2 separate regions of the Homo sapiens genome follow, and region 2 is linked to region 1. The links are chromatin loops, found by intact Hi-C in ENCODE. Cell type or tissue: endothelial cell of umbilical vein. All regions are shown on one strand. Links, peaks and the distances in the headings refer to the core of each region. The heading gives the core; the rest is flanking DNA.

Evidence for each region. A loop is a pair of places that touch in the nucleus more often than their neighbours do. Peaks named below come from ENCODE experiments on the same cell type or tissue, not always from the same donor. Only the 100,000 strongest peaks of a DNase experiment are listed, where the experiment ranks them.
Region 2: it touches region 1 in a loop (2.9-fold over the local background); 1 of 110 quality-filtered maps calls a loop at or near these places.

The regions. Positions count from the first base shown.
Region 1 is chr6:142,843,610-142,848,999 of GRCh38, reverse strand. The region is part of intron 1 of HIVEP2 (HIVEP zinc finger 2); the gene reads left to right. Among named protein-coding and RNA genes, the nearest start is that of HIVEP2, 99 kb to the left of the region's middle. RefSeq lists enhancers at 126-225, 796-865, 2,212-2,261, 2,318-3,011. In endothelial cell of umbilical vein, for the core only: no CTCF peak of the experiment used is centred there; DNase peaks (open chromatin) are centred at 889, 1,909, 2,889 and 3,739; H3K27ac peaks cover 2,605 bases.
Region 2 is chr6:142,410,736-142,416,125 of GRCh38, reverse strand. It overlaps ADGRG6 (adhesion G protein-coupled receptor G6), which reads right to left. Exons shown (of 25, transcript NM_198569.3): 18 at 4,715-4,821; 19 at 1,030-1,157; 20 at 62-330. Among named protein-coding and RNA genes, the nearest start is that of ADGRG6, 110 kb to the right of the region's middle. RefSeq lists enhancers at 2,320-2,614, 2,340-2,634. In endothelial cell of umbilical vein, for the core only: no CTCF peak of the experiment used is centred there; DNase peaks (open chromatin) are centred at 2,495 and 3,675; H3K27ac peaks cover 4,183 bases.

The DNA.
Region 1 (5,390 bases), core at 265-5,264:
AGTGGTTAGATATTAAAAAGATACTTTTTAGAGTGTTACAGAAAATAAAACAATCAGGCTTAGTGATTAGATGTAGCCTCTGGGACCTCAGAAGTGAAGAGAAGCCTCTAGTTCCTTTCATAGACTTGGGGTTGAACTGGTGCTTTCACTTGATTTAAATAGAGATCAGTTCATGGAATGGCAGCAGCAGTTATTTGGGTGACTTTTCCAGCTATTTCAAAAGCATCAGAATGGACAGAGCAGAGCCCAACTATTTGTTTCAGATTTTTTTTTTTTTGAGACAGTGTTTGGATCTGTTGCCCAGGCTGGAGTGCAGTGGCACAATCACAGCTCACTGCAATCTTAACTTCCCAGATGCAAGCAATCCTCCCACCTCAGCCACCTGAGTATCTGGGACTGCAGGTGCACCATGCTCCAGTTGAATTTTTTTTTAATTTTTATTTTTAGAGACAGAGTCTCACTATGTTGCTCAGGCTGGTCTTGAACTCCTGGGCTCAGACAATCTTCCCACCTTGGCTTCCCAAAGTGCTGAGATTACAGATGTGAGCTACCATGCCCAGCCTTTAGGAAAATATTCAGGTGCAATTCTTTCCTAAACATACTTCCTCCCTATTTCTTCTACACTTCCAAATACAGCTGTGTGTGTCAGGAAAAGAGGATATGAATGTTTTCATTTACTTAAGCAGTAAAAAATAATGGTTTCATTTACAGAAGTGATACCTTCCCCCATCCCACATCCATAGATAAGACTGTATTTGTGTGCTAATCATACCACTTTAAGTTATCTCTAAATCCACTAATATTAAGTTCATTCTTGGTGCAGTAGCTTCATCACAGTTCATTGATGGTAACATTAGAAAAAAGTTTGCTATTGGAATCCTTATGTTGTTAGGATTAGCCTCTAACTAAATGGAACAGGTATCTGGTTACCATGGGATAATCCGTTGTTAATGTTAAATATAAGAAGTCTTAGCAGTGAAGACTGATTTGTGACAGTCCTATATTTAGGATTAAGTTCTCTGCACTGTGATGCTGAACCATTGCAGAATTATGTTATATAACTGTGTTTCCTTTTGGCTTTCATAAAAATAAGAAACATGTTTCCTGAGGTCATCTTACATTGAGCAAAAATGTTAAATACATGAATAAAAATTCCACTTAGCTTTTTTTTAATATTAGTAGACTTCATGTAGATTTGTAGTCTTCATATATTTTGGAGTCTTATACTGGTTCAGTAGTCTTTTATGAAGAACAACAAACAAAACATCCTGTTTTTATAATGTTCAGCACAAATCCCAGTGGAATTATTACAGAAATAGCTGAAGTTCTTCCTATATCAGTTAGCAGTTGTTTAATTTTCATTATTTATTGTTACTCTTCAAAGTCATTTTTCGAAGTGTGACTATAACAGAATTGATTTTGTCATCAGGCACCGAAGTCCTGCTAAGTGTTAATTGCCCAGGGTTTTTATAAGGAGTTTGGAGATAACTCAAGTCCCACTACCATAGCAGCAGTGACCATTTTAAATCGCAAATATGTGTAAAACTCTTAAACTCTTTTTCGTCTTTTTTTTTTCTAACATTTCATGGCTTCATATTTCAGAGACTTAGTGGGATTACTTTAAGTGTTTGCTTATATTAAAATAAGGGAAAACCGAATAGAAAAGATGTTTTTAAAGGGTTGTAATATGGCTTTAGGACTGGTGAAAGAGCCAGAACGATGATTTGGAAGCTGAAAATAGCTCTATGTTTTATGCAATCAAGTAAAACTCTGTACCTTGGCATTCCCCGCACCAGATTAGTGAGGAATTGGAAGTGATTCCACCCCCAACATGCCATTATGGATGACACGCTGGGCTATGACAAACTGCTGGCTTAGTGGAGCATGTGCTGCTGGGAGTATAACCCTGAGGTACAGGGTGGATTAGAGTTGAGTGATCTCAACTCATATTCATTTCCTCTGAAAGGAAAACTGACCAGTCCTCTCTGTTCTAATGAGCATGTTTACAGCATGGCTTCTCAAAGTGGGGCCAGTCGCTTCAGGGGCAGAAGTGCACCATATTTCTGTTTGGTGCCAGCTTTACCTGCGTAGCCTTCACAGCACCTCATCCTGGTCCTTAAGAATTGCAGATTAAGACCACAGAACAGAGGGAGATGGATATTTCTTTTACACTCTTACAGGTTTTTTTTTCCTTAGTTTGTTTTTGATGTGTTGTTTTGCAAAACGCTGTGAAATAAGTGAGGACATAAGATGATTACTGAACTATTTCTGTTGAGCAAGTGGGTAAACCTCTCCTGGTAGAAGAATCAGAACCTCATCAGCCCAAGAGGCTGAGTCATCTTTGTGACTGAGAGGTTCATGCTTCACCTTAAGTCCTTGGTACCTAAAATGGGACTGTATGATGTGCCCTGTGAAATCAATAAAACTGTCAGGTTATAATTAACGTGTGGTGCTACTCTAATTAAACAGAATTGATGGGAAATATCTGGGAGTCTAGTAGCAATGGAACAATGATGTTTGCATTTAAATGATCTTAAGTACTCCTTAGACTTAATGCCCTATTAAGGGGACCGGGAGAATGTCACATCTCACTTAGCTGTATTGTGTTAGACAGTGGCCGCTGGCCGGGAAGGACCAGAGTGCATTAAGCTTGCGTTGTGGTGTCTGCCTTTGCAGACAGAAGATTTGGGAATGTATATTCTTTTCTTTTTTCTTTTTTTTTTTCTTCAAAGGAAATTAAATCACAGCCCTGACAGGAGAGGGTAAAATCTCTGAGAAGACCTCCCCAGTGCTTGGAATTTACAGACTCTACCACGTCCCAGTTTGCTATTGTCCTAAGGCAACACACTCCCCTGCCGCTCTCAGGCGTCTTTGGCGGCTGGCCAGCCTCCCAGGGCCTCTGGCTTTGATGTGTGGTGCAGGCTGTCCTCAGGCCAGGCTGTTGTTGCCGTGGCCTGGACTTCGCTCACACTGGATGCCAGGAGGGATGTCCTGTCTGCAATATACATTTCGACAGCCTGACAGTCCTAGTGATCGTCCTGCGGCAGGGGGAGCCTGCCTTTGTCTCAGCCACAAGTGGCTGTCCCCAGTCGCTTAGCTTTGCTGTGCTCTCTTTTGGTGTCTGCGGAAGACGAGTTTGCACCCAGCTTGTTGTCCGGGGGAGGGCCTCTCTGCCTGGGGAAGACAGCAGCTCTGCCAGGGCGCTGTCAATCTGAGGAGCCTCCTTGGCAGGGCTCTGGGGAACCGACCCGGCGAGTTGAACAGCTTCCTCTGGGGACATTGCATCGACCTTCATTTGATTTAAGCCTGGCAGCCTGGTTAGTGAGGACATCAATTCTGGCTCGGGAAATCTTCCTTAACTGAACCTTTGTTTCCACCATGGTCCCAGGCTTGTAGTTAGAAGTCTGTGCTGTTGCAAATTTAACTCTGTAACTTCTGGTAATATCCATGTGTAATTCTAAAAGCAGGTGACACAGAAACACAGATGATTATAGTGATAGGTACCAAGGAGAAAAAAATGGGACTACGCCTAATAATTAGTCAAAAGACATACGTATATATACACACACACACTTTGAAGAGAGAAAGAGAGAGAGGGAGGGAGAGAGAACTTATTGTTGATTAATTGTTTTCAGAAGAGCCACTTCAATTCCAATAAGAATCACCTCAGAGAACTGAAAGTAAACCATATCTGCTTCTAGTGTCTATGACACACCTTGCACTGTGCCTTAATAGGATTACTAATATTTCCCACAGAGGAGGAAGTCTTGCTTCTATTCTTGCAAAACCCCTCCCCCAAATCTGTCTCTTCACCAACAGTTATTTGTTTGTATTAAGTTTCATGATGTCCCAAGATTTTTGTTTGTTTTTGCTGTTTTCTTAATGTAAATGTTTTCATAATGAGAACACGTTACATTTTTGACAACCTAGCATGAAAAATCTTACCAGCTCTTTTCTGCAGTAGATGCAGCGTGCAGCCTGCAAAGACCCCATGTCCAGGTTAGGCCAGGTCACCTGAACAGGACCAGGATAGAAAGGGGAAGAGATTTGTAGAAGACACACTTCGTGGTCTCACTAGGGTGTGCCTGTTTGCATTTTGTTTATTGTTTTTGCAACCATTCATATGTGTTTATTGTTTTTGTAACCATTCATAAGTAGCAGTAATTTAGCATTCTCATATTAATATTTTTTTTCTTGTCACTAGTGAGTGTTTGCATGTGTGTGTGCATTGGATTGACGGGAGGGAAGGTGACTCTGTTGGTACATCCTGAATACTAGGATCTTGTTCGGCCCAATCGCAGTGTTACAGGTATCTTGTTAACATTCAAGCCTTGATGCTTTGAAATAGCAGTTTTGCCGTAATTCATTGCCTAAATTCTGACTTCCTTACTAAGAACAGGAAGCATAGTGAAGTTTGGTAGGAGAGAAACATACCTCGGACAGTAACTGTGGCTAAACCATAGTCATGGCATTTAACATTAATGTGAAACATAAGATTTGTAAGTCTTCCAAGTACCATTTCTTAATGCTTACAATAAGATGACGAATTTCATAGTTCCCAAGATGAAAAGATGGAAATAGAACTCAGTGAGATTACTGACCTGACTTAGGAGAGCTAAAATATTAGGTTTCTCTTTCAAATACTTCCTTCTTGCAGCTTGCAAGTATGCTCATCCCTCTGCAATTCTCTTCATTAAAAAAAAAAAGTTTAGAGATTGAATGTTTATGTTTGTATTGACCTGTGGAATCCTCAGTTGCTTTTCTGTTGAATCCATTGTGCAATACCCAACGTATTGTGGGTTGGTAGGAAAAACTCTTTTAAGATTAAAAAAAACACATAAGGTATAATTCATTAATAATTTCATTCTGTTTCTGGATATGTTTTCTTCCCATTGTCAGCCAGTGTGGGAGGAAAGAGAAGAATGGAAGAATATTGCTGGAGTTGAGGGTGTTGTGTGGGTATGTGCCATCCGAAAGTATGTTACAGGAGAAAAAAATTCTTTTTATAATAAAAGTAAAATTCAAGTACTCGAAGTAACAGAAGATTATTAAATCTATTGTAGTGAAAAGTTATGATTCTAATGCTCTGAAAGTCTTAATCATTAAAGACATATGTTAACCAAAGGCATACATATGCATAAATATATGTACAAAAATGGTAATTTTGTGCTCCCAGGCTCAAACCTAAAATGTCATTCATAACACTATTGCTGCTGCCAATGGAGAAAATTTGCATAAGACTAAGGCAAAACTACCCATTCTTTCCTGTCCTGGAATAGAATTATAATTTCCAAACCGACAAATTTTAAACAAGGCCAGAGTTTCCTTTCACCTGGTTCAAAGTGAATTCTGATTAAAAGCTTCCAATGATAATATCTATAACCACAAAG
Region 2 (5,390 bases), core at 215-5,214, 430 kb after region 1:
ATGAGAATCTGGCAATTTTCATGAGGGAAAAACAAAACCAAAAAAATTTTAAGAGGCTTACCCCAGCCAATGATGCAGAATTTTAGAATGTATCGGCGAATGTAAGTGTTAAATACTTTAACTAGAGCAATGTACATGTGAATTGCTTCTAGCCCCATCCAGGTAAAGGTTGCCAGAAGGAAGAAATGCAACAGGACTGCAACAGCAATGCAAAGTCCATCCACATTGAAGGAGGTGATCCAGCCATCTAGGAGGAAGAGGAGATTCAGGAACAGCAGGGCTGTGCTCAGGTTCATCAAGATTTTGGAGGGATAATCCCTTCGCAATTTCCTAAAAAATGAAAAAAGGAATCTATGAGAGAACTAATACTGTATATCAATCTTTTAAGCACAGGCCTGTATAAATTCGTATCTTATACAACCCTGCAATGAGATAAGTAGCACCACCTTTCTGATGTGGTTCTGCTAAAAGGAGGGGCTAAGGATATTTATGAGTATTTGGCAAGTTATAAAGACTTTAAAAATATTAGTTTACTTCAAAATTATTTCCAATTGTTTATACAATTCCCAGTTGGGCTTCAACTGAATTTTTTTTTAACCCAGGAAAAATTCTAGAGTTGTAAGAATGACATTTTTCTTAAAAAATAATTTCCCTAAATTATTTGAACCTTTTTGATTTTTAATGAGTTAAAAGGATCTTAAAAAAATTGTTTCAGGACTAATTTTATAAGATTATAAAACAAACATTTTCATGTTTTACAATACAGAAAGCACCTTATATAATTTTTACTTACTTAAATGTTAATCATTTCTAACAGATTTGAATGCATTTTATAAATAGAAATACAGCAATTATAAATTAAAATTCTATAGCTGGAAAATTCATGTTACATAATATATTTTATCAGAAACATGAACATTAACGTTCAACCACCCTACAGTGTATAAATGTTTTTCAAAGCCGAGGCAATTTTCTTATTCACATTTGGAACAGTTAGCAATGGGTTTGGCAGATTAAAAATATACTTACTCAAAAGCAACATATGTCAGGAGAGTTGCTGCTGAAAAAATAGCAGATATTCCACACCCAATATAGCTGATGAAAGTGAGGACTTTAGTGTTTCTTGCATCTAACTGTGAGGCACTTCTTGGAAGGTCCTACATAAAACATGGCGAGCAGCTGTAAGAAACTCTCTTCTCATGAGAATGGTTCTCTGTTTCACTAGAAAGTTCACTGTTAACATTAGAGCAGCTTACTCTCAGGGGCTAAAACCAACAGTGTAAATCAATATTAAAATTTCCATTTATTATATTATTTTCGATCAATAAATAAAAGAAAAAAATGCAGCATTACTTCTGGAAGTCGTTACACATTGTTTTTCATCATTACCTTCTTTCCCAAGCTTTCTGCAAACCGGTATAACCTGAAGATCAAAACCACCAGGACTCTCAACAGAAATTGGAGAGGAGACGGTTGCCTTGCATAATAAACCATCAGGCCCATTCCTAACAGTTGCAGGGCTTGGGGCACCAGTTCAAATGGAGACCACAGTAGTCTATATGGCCAAACCCTCAAGCCTTTAGGTTCCTTGCCAGGTAGCAAGGAGCTCAGCCAGAGGCTGGTGCTGGTGCTGTGACTGCCAGGCTCTAAGGGTGGTGCGGAGGCTCCTAACCCTGGTTATTTCAATGCTTGGTATGTATGAGGTGGGACTGTCTTTATTTTCATAACTGAGATGCCATTAAGACTTTTGGGGGTCATAGACTTTTTTATTCCTATAGTACTGAAAGGATACAATTTAAATTATTTGGGGCTGTTGTGGAGTGGAAAGAAGTAAATACTTTCCAGTGTATTAATATAAAGTATTAATTTCAATGTGCTAAGGGAGACTTACAGGTCTGGACTTGGTAGAAAAATCTTTCTTTTCTGCCTTAAATGGGGGATTGGGATAGGAATAAATCTTGAGGTAAGACCACTCACTCAATCCTGGTTGGAGGAGAAAAGTACCTCCTTTATGTAGATGTTAAAAAATGGAGTGTTCTTACAGAAGGGATGTATTGAATATCTAGCGTAAACTTTTAGGTTTTAAATTATGGAGAAAATGTTTATGATTTTTCCTTCTATATGTAAATTGCCTTTAACTGTCATCAAAATGCCAATAAAATCTGCTACTCACACACAGGCCTTAAGTTGTGTGTGTGTGTGTGTGTGTGTGTGTGTGTGTGTGTGATAAAGAAATGTGGGTTAGTTTCAGGTTTCACTGATGCAGTAAAGAACAGGTACAGTATCTCTGCAACATCAAGCCATGCACGAAGTGATGGAATTCAGCAGAAGCAGAGGCTCAGAGTCTGAGGGGGCTCCCCCTATCTTCTTATCCCAGGAATCCCTTAAAACACTGGGAGAACACGGGGCACCCAGGGTACATGGGATGGGGTTTGAGTTGGTGCCACTTGATTCACAGATAGGCTAACTCAACCAATGATTCATCAGCCCAGAGAGATGAATCATGGTTTTGAGAGATTGCCAAGTGATGTGTCACAAATTCTTGAAAAACCTATGACTTGCAAATCACAATTAAATCCAGAATTTCAAATAGAAATTAAATAAGGCTGCTTACAGATTTGTTTACAGATTTATACACAATTTCATGTTGTTTTGTTCTTTTAGAGAATGAAAATATGAAAACTTTTATGATATAGCCAATATGAAAATGTACTAATCTTCATGAAAGCCAGTTTTAGTACAAAGAAATGTAGCAGAAGACATTAAATTCTTGAAATATTTGTAGACCAGAAGATATAATTATAGGTATGAGGTGCATTGTTTTAGCATCTCATATGGTGAACTGGTGAATGTGTCATGGGACAATGCAGACTCTGGGAATATCTTATACAAGTGAATAAAGAGTTTCTAAGTCAAGAAAAACTCTTAACAAAGTCTTGGTGGTCTGGAAAAACTGAAAAGATAAGAGAACATCACCAAAAAGGATATGTTCTGAAAAGATTTTCTACCAGCAATTTTTAATATTACAAAAACAGACAAGGTAGAAAATGGAAAGAGAACATGAATGATGCTTATCTTCACATATATATATATATAATTAACCATTCAATCAGATAGCAGCAGAAAAAATAATGCGTAATTACAAACTCATAATAAAATTTAGACAATATATGAAGGAACTGGCCATATGAAGTCGTGGGCAGGCAAACTCTGGCTTCATATAAATCATCTCTGAAGAGTAAATTTTGTTACTGTTATCTATTTATTTAATACCAGACTTACAACATGCACATAGTTGAAATATTTAAATGAATTAAGCTAAAGCTTACATACCTGAATGAGTAATCACAAAAAATAAGTGTTCTTTGAAAGAATGCCTGCTATCACTTTTGCAAAAAAGAGAACATGGAAGGAAACTGAATTTTCTTTTATAATTACTTAAGGAAAACATGCAATAGTTAATTGTTCATTTTCATGCTTTGACAGCAAAAGGAAAATATTTGTATTTTAGATAGTTAAAAAGGTGTCTTCTATGATTTATCACCTTTTTAAATGACTTGCTCTTATTCTGCAGAGCATTTATGTACTTGATTGTCAGGAAAATTACAACTTGCAGGGTTGCCATATGACAATGGCCATTTACATAGGCTGAGTAGATTTGTGAGCCAAATACTACATCCCACAGATCCTCAAGGCTTCCTCCCAGTCCCCACAGGAAGAAGGGTGCAAGATTTAAAGGCGGGAATAAACAAAACCTGACGTCTGTGATTCTAATTTGAAAAGCTTTATTGCCTCAGCTCACATCACTCCTATCTCCTATTAAAAAACAAATGTGGTTTGGTCCCTTTATGAAAACCAAACAGAAACAAAGGCTATGCTACAACCCAGAGCATACCCTGGAGACCAGAAAAGTGTTTGCAAAATCACAGGTAAACTGGATAAAAGGGAAAGGTATAAATCTATGGATGAGTTCAAAGAAGTCGCTGGATGCGTGGTGCGTCTTAAAATTTGGTGGGATAAGAAAAACACATTGACGCAATCTAATTTTGTTTAAAACTGTTTGGCAAGCTGGCTAATAAGATAAAACAGGGGCATGGAAGAAGGAAGGAAAGAATGATATAGAGGCCTAAGAGTGACAGAAACATCATAACCATTATCTCTCTTGCAGCTCTGAAGTCTCCATTCTAACCCTAGTCACTAGTCTGTCCTAACAAACTGCAATCTCTAGGAGGGAGATCACTCGGTGCAGTACCAGGTACAAAGCAACGTTCAAATATATTGAATGAGTGACAACATAAGAAAAATTTTTTTGATTACACTATTCACAATTCCCTTCCATGTTAGTAACACCCAACATTTTCTTCTTTAACTTTCTCTCCCTCCTCCCACTTGTCTCCCCGTCCATCTCTTTGACTCTGTTTCTCTCTTAATTAAAAAGTTTCATGAGGATTTTCTTGTTTCTGGGATTATTTATCATCACTGTTAATGCTACAGGAAAAAAAGGGAGAAAGTTCTTTTCTATAATTACTTTCACATATTTTTAATATGTGATCTTTGCTAATTAGATTCTTTATTAAGAATTAAGATTCACGGTACAGATGAAAACTATCAGGAAATAATTCCCAAAATACATAATCTAAAAATACATACAAAAAAGGAGTATGCCATCCAAAGTTACAGCATGTCAAAATGAGCTTAGAAATTCCCCCCTTACCATCAGAACTCCAAAGTGTGTGAAGTGGTTACACAGGCAGACTGTCTCACTTGCATCTGAATCTCTGTGTGCAACACATCCTGACGTGTTCCATCCTCCAAAACTTTCTGTTGAAGGAATCAACAAACAGTGTGAAAACAGCAGGTCAGTTTCTTCTCTATAATGGATGAGACCTTCTATAGAGAAATTTGCCTCAGTCTCTTCTGCCATACAGAGTTTATCTGTAAAATGGATACCATTATGAAAGTTTTCAATGCTTAGAATAATTTGGATTCCTAGAATAATCAAATGTTAGCTCTGGGTGGGCAGTTAGAGGTGATCTAATCAGTAGGTTCAAACTTGAGAGTTCCACAAATGTTTGATTCAAGTTTAATTTTTAACATATTTTAAAATGAACTTCCACAAAAAGAAGACTCATTTTCAAATACACTACACACTAATGAACCAACAATTTTTTCTGAGGGTTAATCTACATTTTCATGAAGACATAAGAACAAAGAAGGTTTGCTTTCTTAGAATGTGCCATTTATGTATACAAAAATCATGAATGGTAGTAACTGATTGTAAATGGCTTGAAACCACCTTATTTGACTTTCATGGTATAAAATGGAATATGAGCAATGCATATTGTCAATGTATTGAATCCATTTATTTAAATAATATTTTAAGATAATAA